Regions from separate parts of the Homo sapiens genome. Here region 2 is linked to region 1. A link is a loop called in an ENCODE intact Hi-C map of the cell type or tissue named here. Cell type or tissue: GM12878. All regions are shown on one strand. Each heading gives the region's core, and the rest is flanking DNA. Links, peaks and the distances in the headings are about the cores only.

Region 1 (8,031 bases), core at 2,998-5,497:
TGACTTTTTAAGCTAGTTTGTGTGGAGATTTGGTTTGGTATTAATTTGTGAGTGTTGTAAATCCTGATCTAAATTTTCCCATGCTGATTTTTTTGAATCCAAACCCCAACCTATCTTATATCCCATATTAGCGTGTATATTTCTGTGATGCCTTCCTATGTGTGAATACTTCCTGTACCCACCTGTGCATATAATGTAGATGACGGATTTTACTGCAATTCAATATTTACTGCAATATTGCTTTCAATTCTACTTGAGAATAATAGTGTTGTAAGAGAAACCTAAGAACTGCATTTGTTATTAATTATTCATTAGTACATTTTAAAGAACTCAATGGTAATTTTAACTCTTAATCAGATTTCCCATTCATAGTCTCATTTCCTCAATTGGTCAGAACCATTTGAAAGAATGTTATCGAGCAATCCATTTAGACTAAGGTGGCTTTAAAGCTTTACATTAGTCTAAGTTAGTGGTACAGATGTTTTCTTTTTGCTGAAAATACAATGGGAACTTTTGGCAGCTTGATGGGCTTAAAATACACTAGACGCTAGACCGTTGTGGGATATTTTTCAGTGTAAAAACTAGCATTGTGCAATGTTTTACAATTTATGTTCATTAGCACTTATGAAGTTAACATGCTCACAGAAGAATTGCCAAAAATTTTTTTAAGTTTGCCTATGGAACAATGGGCACATTTTTTCTTTTTTGCTTCCTAATTAATATTTTTCTCCAAAAATATATGAAACTGCTTGTTCTGAGTAGAAAAGAAATGAATTATCTGTTTTTTACTCCTAGTGACTGATTTCTATTTTATATGAACTATTTTCAAGAGACAACTATACAGATAGGGGGTCTTTTGGTCTCTGTCATGAAGAAATAAACTGGAGGTGGCATTTTAGAAATGTTTTCCTACCGGAAACACCATTGATGCTGAATTTACAGTCCTTTGAATGGTTTTTATTCTGTCAGAACAGAGTTTCTTTCTAGCCTTTTGATGCACCATCATCCTTCCAGGAATTCCCTGTGCTGACTGCGCTATTTTCAGTTGTTGCTTGTAGGTTTTCATAACAAACATGAACTCATTTAGTTGTAATAGAGGACTGCTCCCTTTTGGGATTTCAAAGGAAGATGAATGATTTGAGGAAGTGTATGCTGAATATTGCATTTGTTCATTTTAAGAGAATGAGGGAATATACTTTTAAATATTTAAAGCAAAGGAAGGCAAAGGAAGGTTATAAGCCATTATAAGTAATTAAAAGCATATTTTATGTAATTACACTTTAGAGGAAATGGGGAGAAGTTCACTGAATAGCACGGTGCCTTTTTCTTCTGCTATAACCATGCCGTCCAAATGTTTATGCTGGAAAATAAATTGGCAAATATTTCCCATGATGATTTAACTTTTCAGTTCTGTGATTTAAAAAATTAAGTTAATTCTGAGTTGCCCCAGAATTTTTTCCTACTCCCATTAGAAAAAAACAAAACCAAAAACATGCTGTAGTACTGTTGTTTCTTAGTACATACAGCACGCAGGTTTTTCTTTTTTTTTTTTTTTTCTTTTTTTGTAGCTTCTGTGACCTCCAAAGACGGCTAGGGTAGAAGAAAGGCGACAGTGAGCAAATTCACTGGTGATTTTGCATAGCTGAGGTGGGAGATGACCACATTTACAGTCTCCAGTGTACAAGCCACCAAATCATTCAGCAGTTCTGATTCATGTAACCAAAATATGATGACATGATTCCTAATCTATAATTCATTCTGACTTCCGTAGCAAAAAGGTGTATGCAAGGCACATGTGTTAGTACATGAAAGGGAGTTGGATGGGGAGCTAATGAAAAAAATAACTGCTGGTAAATTTCCAAAAATATGTCCAAATCATGCATTTCCATATTTTATTTAGAATTTTCTGGTTTCTCATTCCCTACTTTTTTCCTAGGGTTTTGGGGCAAAGGTGGAAAATAGAGTTTAGATTAAAATACCACATTTTAGAATAGTAGAGGATGGTAGGTAGAAATGCCAACTGTTGCTGTAACATTGGTAGAGGAAGTTTCTTATACCACCCCTAGTGTTTGTTGTGCAAGTTGGCTTTAAATTGCTAATGATGCTTGCATGTTTTGGAGCTTGGAGCTGTGTTTCATTTGTGTTAGTGGGAAGATTTACCACTTCATTTTTATAATTGGGTAGATATTATTTATTGGTTATGTTGAAAAATTGGTTTGTTAATGAATTGTGTTCAGATGGCAACTTCTAGCTTAAGAATTGCATAAAGCCAGGATAGATTCTCCCACATTAGGAGACTTCATTGTCAGCAAATTCATCGAGATCTTTGGGGCTGGTCATAATCTTTGCTTCTTAAGTTTATTTTTGATTTATAGCCAAATTAATGACACTTTTCTGTTCAGTATTTTTCCATGCATAATAATTAAGTTGAAAGTGACACTTGAGAAGATGTGTTTTAGAGTAAATTTTACATTGTTGGGTCAGTCTGTTTTTTTTAAGTAGGACAGTAAAAGTGCCTTATTTCATGTGTAAAAACAGATTCTAGTCATGTGGGAAAAAGGTCAGAATTAGAAAAATCAAAGTTCTGAATCAACAGATAAACACGCTTGTATTTCAATAAAGAATAAATGTGCTTGAAACAGTTTTTAACAGAAGGTAGCTATCTAATCTGCCCACATAAGTAGTGATCTGATATACCCAACTCTTTGTAATACTTTGAGAGCATTTCCAAAACCAATTAAGTTGTGAAGGAAAATGTTTTTCACACTTCTGCATTAAGATCAACCTTAACTTTTTAATTAAAGTTTTTTCCTGGCTCAGGTAATTTCTTAAGGGTTTATGGATGCCTTCGATAACTAGGGTTCAGAAATACCAGAATTATTAAAAATGAGCAAGAAAGTGGTTTGGTACTGAGCAGGTAATTCTTTCTTGGGTATTGAGCTTTTTAGAGCTTAAGTTTCAGATTCAGCTGAGCTTAAATTTAAAAAACGTCTCTAGATGTAACTTTGATATACAGTATTTCTAGAATCCAGCCCAGTCTTTTGTTCATTGATTGTTTTCCAACATGGCTTGTCTTTAAGAAAAAGACAAGGGTGTTAGACTGTAACACCCTTAGTAAGTAATAGAAAATCAGAAGAAAACCACTGTGAGATGTCTAACCTGTTTTTCAGTATGGCGGAGAAATAGCCACAGGAAAAAGAGGAGAGCATCATTTGAAAGAATAAAACATTTCCTACGGTATTTCGTTCTTCATTCTTTGTTACCTGCTATTAAACAGCAGCCTTTGTAGAAAAGCTTCTCAAAAAAACCCAGAGTTTTTTCAGTGGTTACAGTTATTTAAATAAGACTTTACTAGTGTAACCCGGTAATTCTAATTAACAGTGATTTAGTTTGGGAGCGGACCAGGATTTCCTCAGCCGGCTGCTGGGGAGCTGAATTGCTTTTTTCCCCACCCCCAGCTGCACCAAATCTTTTGATCCCCAAGCTACAGTGGTTGTCATTTGAGAAAGCAAACTGAGAGAAAATACGTTGTGAAAATAGCCTACTTTGAAACTTCATTTGCATTTTGGAATTTTTGTTCTTAAAAAAATTATAGGAATAATTGAACTCCCAAATTTTTATCTTGACAGAAGCAAACTGGCCAAATTCTTACGTCTAAATAGAAAATTCCTGGATTTCCTAAAATTTTTTTGCTTTAAAAATTTCGGGGGCTGTTTTAATATTGACAGTCACGATTTCAAAAGAGAAATGATTCTAATTATAAATTCACAGGAGGGCTTCAAGTGTTCTGAGTTTCTTTAAGGAGTGTGTGTTTGGGACAAATAAAGTTATGCAATGGAGTAGTTTTCATTCAGGGTAGTTTGTGGTTTCTCCATCAGCATTATATAATCTCAAATACAGAATCACGGATTCTTACGTCTTATACTAAATAAACCATACAATTCGTTACATTAAGAATTAACTTTAAAAAAGTGTCTTTAAATGATGAGGCCTTTGGATTCTAATTGTAAACTCTACACCCTTCAATTTGTTTACACCAGAGAAGCTATTCAAGCATAAACCACAGATGGCAGTAGCAGTATATTTTTCTGTTTCTGGACTGATTCTTGCCTTTAAGTTGGTGTCAGTTCTATGGGCCCTGCTGATAAGTCAGCTGGCAGGTGTAATGTTTCTAAAACCAATTCCCTGGGCAGCAACATGTAATGTATTCAGGGAAACAAATCCAGGCATTTGATTTGAAGATATACTCTGTGGGTGGTTTGACCCAGAATAGTGACTTTGCACTCACTGCCCAAGTGAGAAATTATTTTAAAAATTTGGTAATAGTGATTAAGGGAGTTGTTAGAGTAATAGCTATAGCACATTGGAATTGTAGTGGTATTATTAGCAGAGAATGTATCTAACAGATATTTGCTTGAACAACTATTTGCATTGTAAACAATTTATAACTCATTAAAAATATACTCAAGATTCATATTTTGAGAGAGAAATGCACAACTAAATTCTTCATGTGAAAAAGATGGATAATCTTCCCAGCTTTTTATTTCCAGTTCCTCCTTACATTTCATAGAATCATGGATTTTTAGATCTGTGTATAAGAGCATTTTGGAGGTCTAAGAGTGGGTTCTGCTTGCTCTTCCAACCCATCATTGTAATGCCCAAATTTCTGTATTCTCTATTTTCTTCTAAAACACTGATGAAAAAAAGAGATGATTGATTAGATTTCCTGTGATATTTTATCTATGATGTTTCCTTCAGGTGTAATCCCATAGTTTAGAGCTCAGGAAACATTTTAGTAACAAATCTACCGCAAAATGAAGCATAGACTGAATCAGTGAAGGGAATAGCTTAACCAGATAGTTTTTTCTTTTCTTTTTTTTTTTTTTGTGATGGAGTCTCACTCTGTTGCCCAGGCTGGAGTGCAGCGGTGCGATCTCTGCTCACTGCAACCTCAGCTTCCTGGGTTCAAGCGATTCTCCTGCCTCAGCCTCCTGAGTAGCTGGGATTACAGGCATCCACCACCATGCCCAGCTAATTTTTGTGTTTTTAGTAGAGACAGGGTTTCACCATGTTGGCCAGGCTGGTTTCGAACTCCTGACCTCAAGTGATCCACGTGCCTCAGTCTCCCAAAGTACTGGGATTACAGACATGAGCCACCGCGCCTGGCAGTTTTCATTTTTAAAACTAGTTTTATTAATTCAAGTCCCCATTTCAATCATGAAGCTGTATGAAGCTGTATCACCTTGGAAGAATTAAAAATTCAGTCTTTTAATTCCTTATGCTCCACTGGATCAGATGCAATGTTCTTTTTATTATGGCTAATTCCAGTTTATCTAATTTAGTCTTTCTGTCACGAAAGAAAAGCTAGAAGACAGAACACTTCTGTGTAGCCTTATGTACTTTATCCCCCTTCCTCATCCCTTGCTTTTTAAAATTTATAAACAAATAATGAAGTAGTACTCAATTGTATTTTCTGTCATTCTTTGACCATTCATTACTATTGTTTGTTTCAAACTTAATCTCTTCCCATTTATTGAGTCCTTAAATTTATTTATGGTTGCATCCAAACCAGTGATTTTCAAAGTGTGGTCTGCAAACCTCTGGGGGTCCTTGAGACCCTTTCAGGATGTTCTTAAATATATTTTAATCGTAATGCTAAGACATCATTTGCCTTTTTTACTGTATTGACATTTACACTGATTTTGCAGAAACAATAGTGAGTAAAAACTGTTGGTCCCTTACCAGAAATCAAGGCACAAACTGTATTAGTAGTCATTATATTCTTCACTTCCATGCACTTGTATTTTTCAAAAAGACTTTTCCACTTAATGTCATCCTTGATGAAGCAGTAAAAATGATGATTAAATCTTGACCCTTGAGTACATGTACTTTTGATATTCTGTGTGACAAAATGGAAAAGTACATGCCAAGCACTTCTGGTGCAAACTAAAATGGTTGTTTTAAGACAAAGTGCTTGTGTGATTATGTTGTGATCTGAGCCAGCTACTTTTGTTCATGGAATACTTGAAATAATTAAACTATACTTGATTCAGCCTTGGGCATTTGGCAGACTATTTTTTTCTTAAACGAACAGTGAGTCTGTCATATCAAGGAAAACTGACAGTATTGGTTGCCAGTAAATAAAATTTGAGCTTTCAAGCAACAATTAGTTTTGGAAAACTTGTACTTGCCACTAAGAGCTTGACAGCTTCCCAATGATTAATGTCTTCTGATGAGATGGATGATGAAATAAATATGATTTTCGATGTTATGAAATGTGTCAACATTTTGAAAATCTGAATATCTCAGTAATTCAGTATTTTCCAAAAGATCTATGTGTGATATTACAGGATCCTACACAGCTAAGAGATCTGTTCAAAATGCCAGATTGATCAATGGATTTTAATGTAACGGATTACACATAGTTCATTGATATGGTTTTAAACTCACACTGAACTAACCTTTAAGAAAGTACCACTTAATTGAGTTTTGGTGTAGTATCAAAGAAGACTATCCACAATTACTTTAAAAAGCAAATACTTCTTCCTTTTCCGATTATAAATCTGTGGGGCCAGATTTTCTGCCTGTGCTTCAACAACAACAAAAAATCACAATATACTGAATGGGTAAACAGATAGGAGATCTAGCTGCTAGGATTAAGCCAGATATTAAGGAGATTAGCAAAATGTAAAACAATGCCACTCTTCTAATTTTTATGTTTTATTGGACAATTTTATTTTTCATAAAAATGTTATTTGTACTAACGTGAATTTATTAAATTTAAATGGATTATCAAATATTTTAAATTTTTCATAGGTTTATTTTCCAGTATGATAAATATCAATAGACAAAGCCACATAAATATCAACCCTTTAGGGTCCTTCATAATTTTTAAGAGTGTAAAAGGGATCCTGAAGAACACTCAGGCATAAATATATGAGAACTCCAGGTCTAAATGAACTAACGAAATGTGTAAAGAAGATGGTGACTTCACCAGATACCATTAGTAGTACTTTTTTTACTTTGGAGTTTTCTTACTTCCCTCGATAATTGAGCTACTTTTATTGAAAATGAGTTCATATCATTTTAAGTTTTCTTTGCTTGGGAATACATGAAATGTGTGGTAGTGCACTCTCACTGAGTTCTCTGATAAAGCTTTTGTTACCTGCTACATGAAACCTGTTGCTTAACTGATAATTGTCTTGTGGCAGCAGTTTTTCAAGAGAACCAGTTGCCTCACCAAGGGTAGACTTACATTTGTGGAAATAAATCTGACAACAGAATTTCTTAAGAGTCATTGCTATAGAATAATGAACAATTTATAAGAGATAAAGATCCTATCGTGCTTTTTAAAACTTCCATCAAGAATAGTTTGCTTATTTGCTTTCCTTAGACATGTTTGGCTTCACTGAGTCTTAGAGTTGTGATTTCGGTAATGCAGTTTTGTAAATTGGTTTGCTTTTAACCTGGTTTTCACTGAGATGGTAATAAAGTCTGTATAGGAGAGGCATCTCTTCCTCTGGTCGAAGAATATCCTTTCCTAGTGTGAGTAACATTTTAGTGTAAGTCAATTACTGTGTTGTTAAAGAGTTAGAAATTTACTCCTTAGGGTAGTTACTAGGTAGAACTCATCCTGTAGTGGGCTTGCTGGCTGAAGAAATGTCACATAACAATGTGAATAACAAATAAGGAGTTACCGCATCAGAACTCAAGGTGAAGCTTGGATAGGTGTTGAAAGATCAGTGAGATAATTATTTGGGCTTCCTTCCTAAGAGCTCTAATTATCTTGATATTCTTGGAGTTTCATGTAATGTACCTTTGAAAACATTTTTGTGTTTTGTGGGGATTGCAGCTTAGTTATAAGAAAATACAAGCCTTTCTTTTATTTCTTAATGTTTGGATTTGAAGATTCATGTGAAATCTTCAATTGCATTCTTCAGTTGAGTTAAATTGCTTTAATTACGAAACCTAATAACTGAGACAGATTTGGCTTTTTTCTTCCATATTCTTTCTGTACCCTTGAAGTCTAAC
Region 2 (5,759 bases), core at 3,260-5,759, 350 kb after region 1:
TCCACTCTTTGCCCACTCGGTCTTTGCTTGCCTGACACATGGGACCATCCCTAGCTCTCTTCTCTCCCTTGCCCACTCTCCTGTGTTGTCTTCACATTTGGGACTTCCACAGCCTTCTCGCTGCTGTTGGAGAACTCCTGCAACTCTCTCCCCAGCCCAGACCCTTCTCTCGAGCTCCAGGGACCCACGGGGACCTCCAATGCAACGTGTCCCCAAGGCACCCACGTGGACCTTCCTGCTACCAAAGTCAGATAACCCGGAGAACAACGTCGACTCCTCCTTTTACCTCTCCTCAACATCCAAACTTCAACCATGTGCTGTCTATCTGGCCTCTGTCATATCTCCAGTGACTGTTCCCTCTCGCTGTTCTCACTGTCACCACCCTACTTCAGGCTACCTTCCTCTCCTCCCTGATCTGTGGCCGGAGCACCCCCACCGCCCCTGCTCTCCCACTTTCATTCTCTCCCTGTCCATCCGTCCTCCCACGGGCTGCCGGAGTGGTTTTCACACACTGTGATGTGTCAGCCTCTGTCCCCTGCCTCCTACTCTGGGATGCCCGGTTTCCAGCTGCCCACGCCCTCTTACTCCTCTCATCTTCTGTTCTCCAACAAGCCCAGCTGTTTCCCGCCTCCACGGATCTGCTCACACTGTCCCCTCCTTCTGGAATTGCCCACTCTCTTCTCGCTGCAACCCCAGCTAGCCAACCCCTGCTCCTCTTCTGCGTCCTGTTTACAGTCTCCTGTTTTCCTCAGAGCATTTGCTGCTGCTGTTCCTCCCCTGGGGGAGTTGACTTTTTCTCTCCTTGGAATCTCTGTAATCCACACAGTCTCTATCAGAACCTTCTGATCCTTTTACTTGCTTATTTATTTCTGTATCCATTTCTCTTGAGGGCAGAGTCTTTGTTTTCTTGTGCGTCGCATGGTACCAGACACAGGATTGGAGTTTATGTAAGGAACATCTGAAGGAGTGAATGAATGAGTGAATGAATGGAGCAGCATTTACCTAGGGCGAGGCAGGTCTGAAGCATGGAGAAGATAATGGGGCTGGATGTGTCTGGGTCCGGGAGACACATTCAGAGATGGATCCTGCAAGATTTGATGGAGAAAGCACCCGTGGTTCAGCAGCCTTCAGAATACCTTGTCCCGGGTGATGAGCCCTGTTCAAACCCCCACGTCAAGCAGGAAACCCGTTTTCTCTAGAGGTCATGTTGATTCTCTGCTCAAAAGCATTCCATGGAGGCTGGGGTGGTGGCTCACGCCTCTAATCCCAGCACTTTGGGAGGCCAAGGTGGGTGGATCGCTTGAGGTCAGGAGTTCAAGGCCAGCCTGGCCAACATGGTGAAACCCCATCTCTATAAAAATACAAAAATCAGCTGGGTGTGGTGGTGCACACCTATAATCCTGGCTACTTGGGAGGCTGAGGCAGGAGGGTTGCTTGAACCCTGGAGGCGGAGGCTGCAGTGAGCAGAGATCCCACTACTGCACTTCAGCCTGGGTGACAGAGCAAGACTCCATCTCAAAAAAAAAAAAAAAACTGATGGCTTCCCAATGTCCTTGCGATAGGCCCAGGCTTCTGAGCCAGCCTGCAAGGATTTTCTTCTTTTTGTTTTGAGACAGTGTCACTCGGTCGCCCAGACTGGAGTGCAGTGGTGAAATCTTGGCTCACTGCAACCTCCACTTCCTGGGTTCAAGTGATTCTCATGCCTGAGCCTCCCAAGTAGCTGAGATTACAGATGTGCACCACCAAGCCCGGCTAATTTTTTTGGTATTTTTCGTAGAGACAGGGTTTCACCATGTTAGCCAGGCTGGTCTTGAACTCCTGACCTCAGGTGATCTGCCCGCCTCAGCTTCCCAAAGTGCTGGGATTACAGGCATGAGCCACCACGCCTGGCCTCTACAAGGCCCTTCTTAACTGGGGCCTGGCCAGCTGGCCACATTGCCCCTGGCCCATAACCGGACTGATCTGCCTGCTATCCTGCCAGCCGGATGGCGCTACCACACCTCCGAGCCTTTATCTCTCTGTCTTGAATGCTTTTTTCTTGAATGCTTTATCTGCTCTCTCTGTCTTGAATGCTTTTTTCTTGAATGCTTTATCTGCTCTCTCTGTCTCGAATGCTTTTTTCCTTCTCTCCACTGCCATTCTCCAAGACTCTGTTACAGCTTCACTTCCTCCAAGAAGTCTGCCCAGGCCCTCCAGGCAATTGTGTCTCCCCGAATCTTCCCCTCTTTAGGGAAAGTAATTCCACTCTCTGCAGCCTGCCTTCCACAGACCCAAGTCTCAGCCTTGACTGTCCTCCCTGTGAAGCTGTGGGTCGGGCCCTGGTCCTTCTGAGTCTCAGCTCCTTTTTCTGTTCCTTCCCCCTTAAAGGATCCCACCTGCTGTTCCCTCCCTCGGAAATTATTAAGAGAATCAGGTATGCTAAAAGGAGAGGCTGGGATTAAGAACATGAGCTTTAACCAGGACAGGCTTGGGTTCAAATTCCAGTTCTCTTGCTGACCAACTGCGTGACCTTGTGTTACAACTCCTGTCTCCAAGTGGAGAGTCCCCTACCTGTAAGCTGGAAACCTCAGATGGTGTTTTGATGAATGAATTGGGTTGTGGCATGGAAGGTGATTACCGTAGCACCTGGCATAGAGAAAGGATTCAGTAAATAGATGTTAAACATGATGATTAAACCAGGTGGGGAGAGTGTTTGGTTGTTGGAACCCACTGAGGAAGTGCGGAGTATTCTCATGATTTCACTGTGACTTGAACAGCCCCTGGATACGAAGAAGGGAGGGATGCCCCCTCCTGCTCTCCAGCAGCTGGAGTTGGCAAACTCAGGGCCCAGCCGTCCCAGGCCTTGCTCACAGTGGTGGGGATTCTGGAGGTCTCAGGTGGGCCCCAAAATCTGCTCAGCACCCCAATAGAGTCTGGATGGGTGGTAGGAATCCACACTTTGAGATGCTGCCCTGTGCCGTGCTGCGCCCCTCCCATGGGAGCTGTGTTTCTGTGGCCCATGCAGCGAGGCTTGGCACCTGGGTGCTGTGCCAGGGGCCCTGGAGCCTGGAGCAGCTGCTGTAATTTATGCAAAGGAAGGCGCCCAGGTCTGCCCTGTCTATTTATAGCTTATTTATGAAGAAGGAAAAACAAGGGCCCAGTTGCCATAGCAACCAGGAGCATCATGGGCTGCTTTCCCTGCAAGAGGAAGATGGCCAAGTCTCCTTGAAGGGTGCACCCTCAGATGTGTTTACCGTGACAGAGGATGCAGGTGGGCCTTTGAGGGCCTGTCCCATGCTGGGTTCCTGGGCAGCCTGCAGGGTGGGTGGGGTGGGGGGTGCTGCTTATTGGGCTCTTGGAAAATCCAGGGTGATGCCAGGGCCACGCACAGCTGAGCTCTCGGCAGCATGAGATGCACCCTCGTCCCCTGGTCTTGATGCTAACTCTTGTCCTCTGGGTGCCCACCTGCAGCCTCAGGCAGACTTGGAAGCTCTTTCCCTGGCTGTGCTCTGGCTCGTGTCCTTTAGGGCACTTAGCACAGTGAACTGGAGGCCTAGACGCCAGACCAATGCCCCCAAGGCTGTCATCTAGCACAGGGTTGGCACCAAGCTTGGCACCAAGGAAGGGTTTAATAAATAATGAATACATGAAGTGTTGTATAGTTTACGATGCGTGTTCTTATTCGATGCGTGTGGGGCAGGATAAGCACTGCAACAGTCTGTCATTTTACAGATGAGGAAACTGAACTTCGGAGAGGTCAAGACACCAGCCTAAGGTCCTGCAGCTGGCAAGTAGCTGAGCTGGCCTGAGTCCTGGAGGAGGAAACCCCACCTGTGTGCTGGCAGAATACGAGGGAACTTGGGTTCCGGTTGGAACTCGGGTTCCAGTTGGGCCCTTATTGTCAGGGGTGGGGGAAGTGGTGCTGTGTGTGGTCTGTGGCTGGGAGGGGTGTGGTTTGACTCTCAAGTCATATCAGCGGTATGACCTTGAGCTAGTGACTTCACCTCTCCGGGCCTTGGTTGCCTCATCTATAAAGTGGGGCCATGATGCCTGGTCCCTGGGGACTGCCAGCTCCCTGAGGACAGGCTCTGTGTCTGTCTCTTGATTGTGCTTTCCTACTGCCTGGCACATTCTAGGTGTCCAGGGTGATCATGAGATCCTGCACACAGAATGGCTGGGTCCAAGCCCAGGATGTTGAGTGCTCTCAGGGACTGTTGGTTGTTACTGTGTTATTTGGGAACTGAGGCACAGAGAGCCTGATGGCTCTCCTGAGGTCACCCAGCCAAATCCACAGCAGAAGTGGTGGCTTCACTGGTGAGTTGGGGTTGGTAGCACTGCCAGGGATGAAGTGGGACTGTGTCCAGGCCCAGGGGAGGGCCAGCTGGGCTGGGCTGCAGTCCCAGGGGGCAGCAGCCATGCTGGGCAGGGAGGCCGAGTGGGGATCTCTGAGTGCTAGGGATCTAGGGTTGCCCTCCACATGCCTGGAGGTGCAGAGGCTGCCCCCATCCCTGCCCGGCTGCCCCCATCCCCGCCCGGCTGACTCCCTTGCTTTATGTCCAGGCCGCCTGGAGGCTCTTGGTCGCCCTCTGCTGGGCTCTGAGTGCCTCTGCGGGGCCACCTCCAGAGGCTGTAAGAGGAAACAATGTCCCCTCCTCAGCCCAGTCTGGGTGTGAAAAATCAAAGATACCAAAGAAACCCAGGTAGGAAGAGAAAGTTCCCTCAAGCAAATCGAGGTCACAGATCATTTCTACAACGGCTTTCCTAGCTCTCTGTGCTGTGCCCGGGGCCCTGGCTTCTCTTTTTTTTTTTTTTTGAAACAGACTCTGGCTTTGTTGCCCAGGCTGGAGTGCAGTGGTGTGATCTCAGCTCACTGCAACCTCCGCCTCCCAGGTTCAAGCAATCCTCCCACCTCAGCCTCCCAAGTAGCTGAGATTACAAGCGGGCGCCACCACACCCAGCTAACTTTTGTATTTTTAGTAGAGACGGGGTTTCACCATGCTGGCCACGCTAGTCTTGAACACCTGACCTCGAGTGATCTGCCTGCCTGGGCCTCCCAAAGTGCTGGGATTACAGGCATGAGCCACCACGCCTGGCTGGGCCCTGGCTTCCTAGCTCCCACTGAGACCCTACGGCGGGACTCAGGCACCCACCACCACCCCCCGGAGGCTGCAGGTACCACTGCAGAAGCCTCACGACTGTTTCCTAAAAACCATGTCCAGGGTTTTCGGTTTGGTTTTGTTTTTGGCACATCTCAAGCCTTCGCCCACGTGCCTGACCCTCTTGCCTTGTCGTCCCGATGGGCTCCACACCGTCTGAGCCTCTAGGCTTCCCTAGAGTGTGTGCCCCCCACTCGCATTCCCATGCTTCCCCCGCCTGGCAGTTGGCACACAGCGCTGGGAGTCTTTCTTTTCTGAGACTTCCTCTCCTCCCCTGGACTGTGAGCTCAGGAGGTGTCTGAGTTTCCTAGCTCTGTTATAACAAAGTACCACAATCTGGGTGGCTGAAACACCAGAAATTTATTGTCTCACCATTCTGGAGGGTGCAAGTCCAAAGCAAGGTGTCTGCAAAGTTGCTTCTTCTGAGAGCCGTGAGGCAGACTGTTCCAGACCTGGCGCCTAGCTTCTGGTGGTTTGATGGCAACTTTTGGCATTCCTTGGCCCATAGGATCATCACTCCAGTGTCTACCTTCATCTTCATATGGGGTTCTCCCTGTGTGCATGTCTGTCTCCAAATTGCCAATTTTTTTTTTTTTTTTTAGACAGAGTCTTTCTCTGTTGCCC

The links. Hi-C counts contacts between places; a loop is a spot of excess contacts. Peaks named below come from ENCODE experiments on the same cell type or tissue, not always from the same donor. Only the 100,000 strongest peaks of a DNase experiment are listed, where the experiment ranks them.
Region 2: a loop joins it to region 1, with 4 times the contacts of the local background. A loop is called at or near these places in 11 of 110 quality-filtered maps.

Annotation. Positions count from the first base shown.
Region 1 is chr9:124,761,039-124,769,069 of GRCh38, reverse strand. The region is part of intron 1 of NR6A1 (nuclear receptor subfamily 6 group A member 1); the gene reads left to right. LOC124900274 (a long non-coding RNA gene) reads left to right here. Exons shown (of 2, transcript XR_007061773.1): 1 at 1-8,031. Among named protein-coding and RNA genes, the nearest start is that of NR6A1, 6.3 kb to the left of the region's middle. RefSeq lists enhancers at 7,434-7,988, 7,989-8,031. In GM12878, for the core only: a CTCF peak has its summit at 4,067; no DNase peak of the experiment used is centred there; H3K27ac peaks cover 1,169 bases.
Region 2 is chr9:124,418,540-124,424,298 of GRCh38, reverse strand. No RefSeq gene overlaps it. Among named protein-coding and RNA genes, the nearest start is that of PSMB7, 6.0 kb to the right of the region's middle. In GM12878, for the core only: a CTCF peak has its summit at 4,576 (motif pointing left); a DNase peak (open chromatin) is centred at 4,638.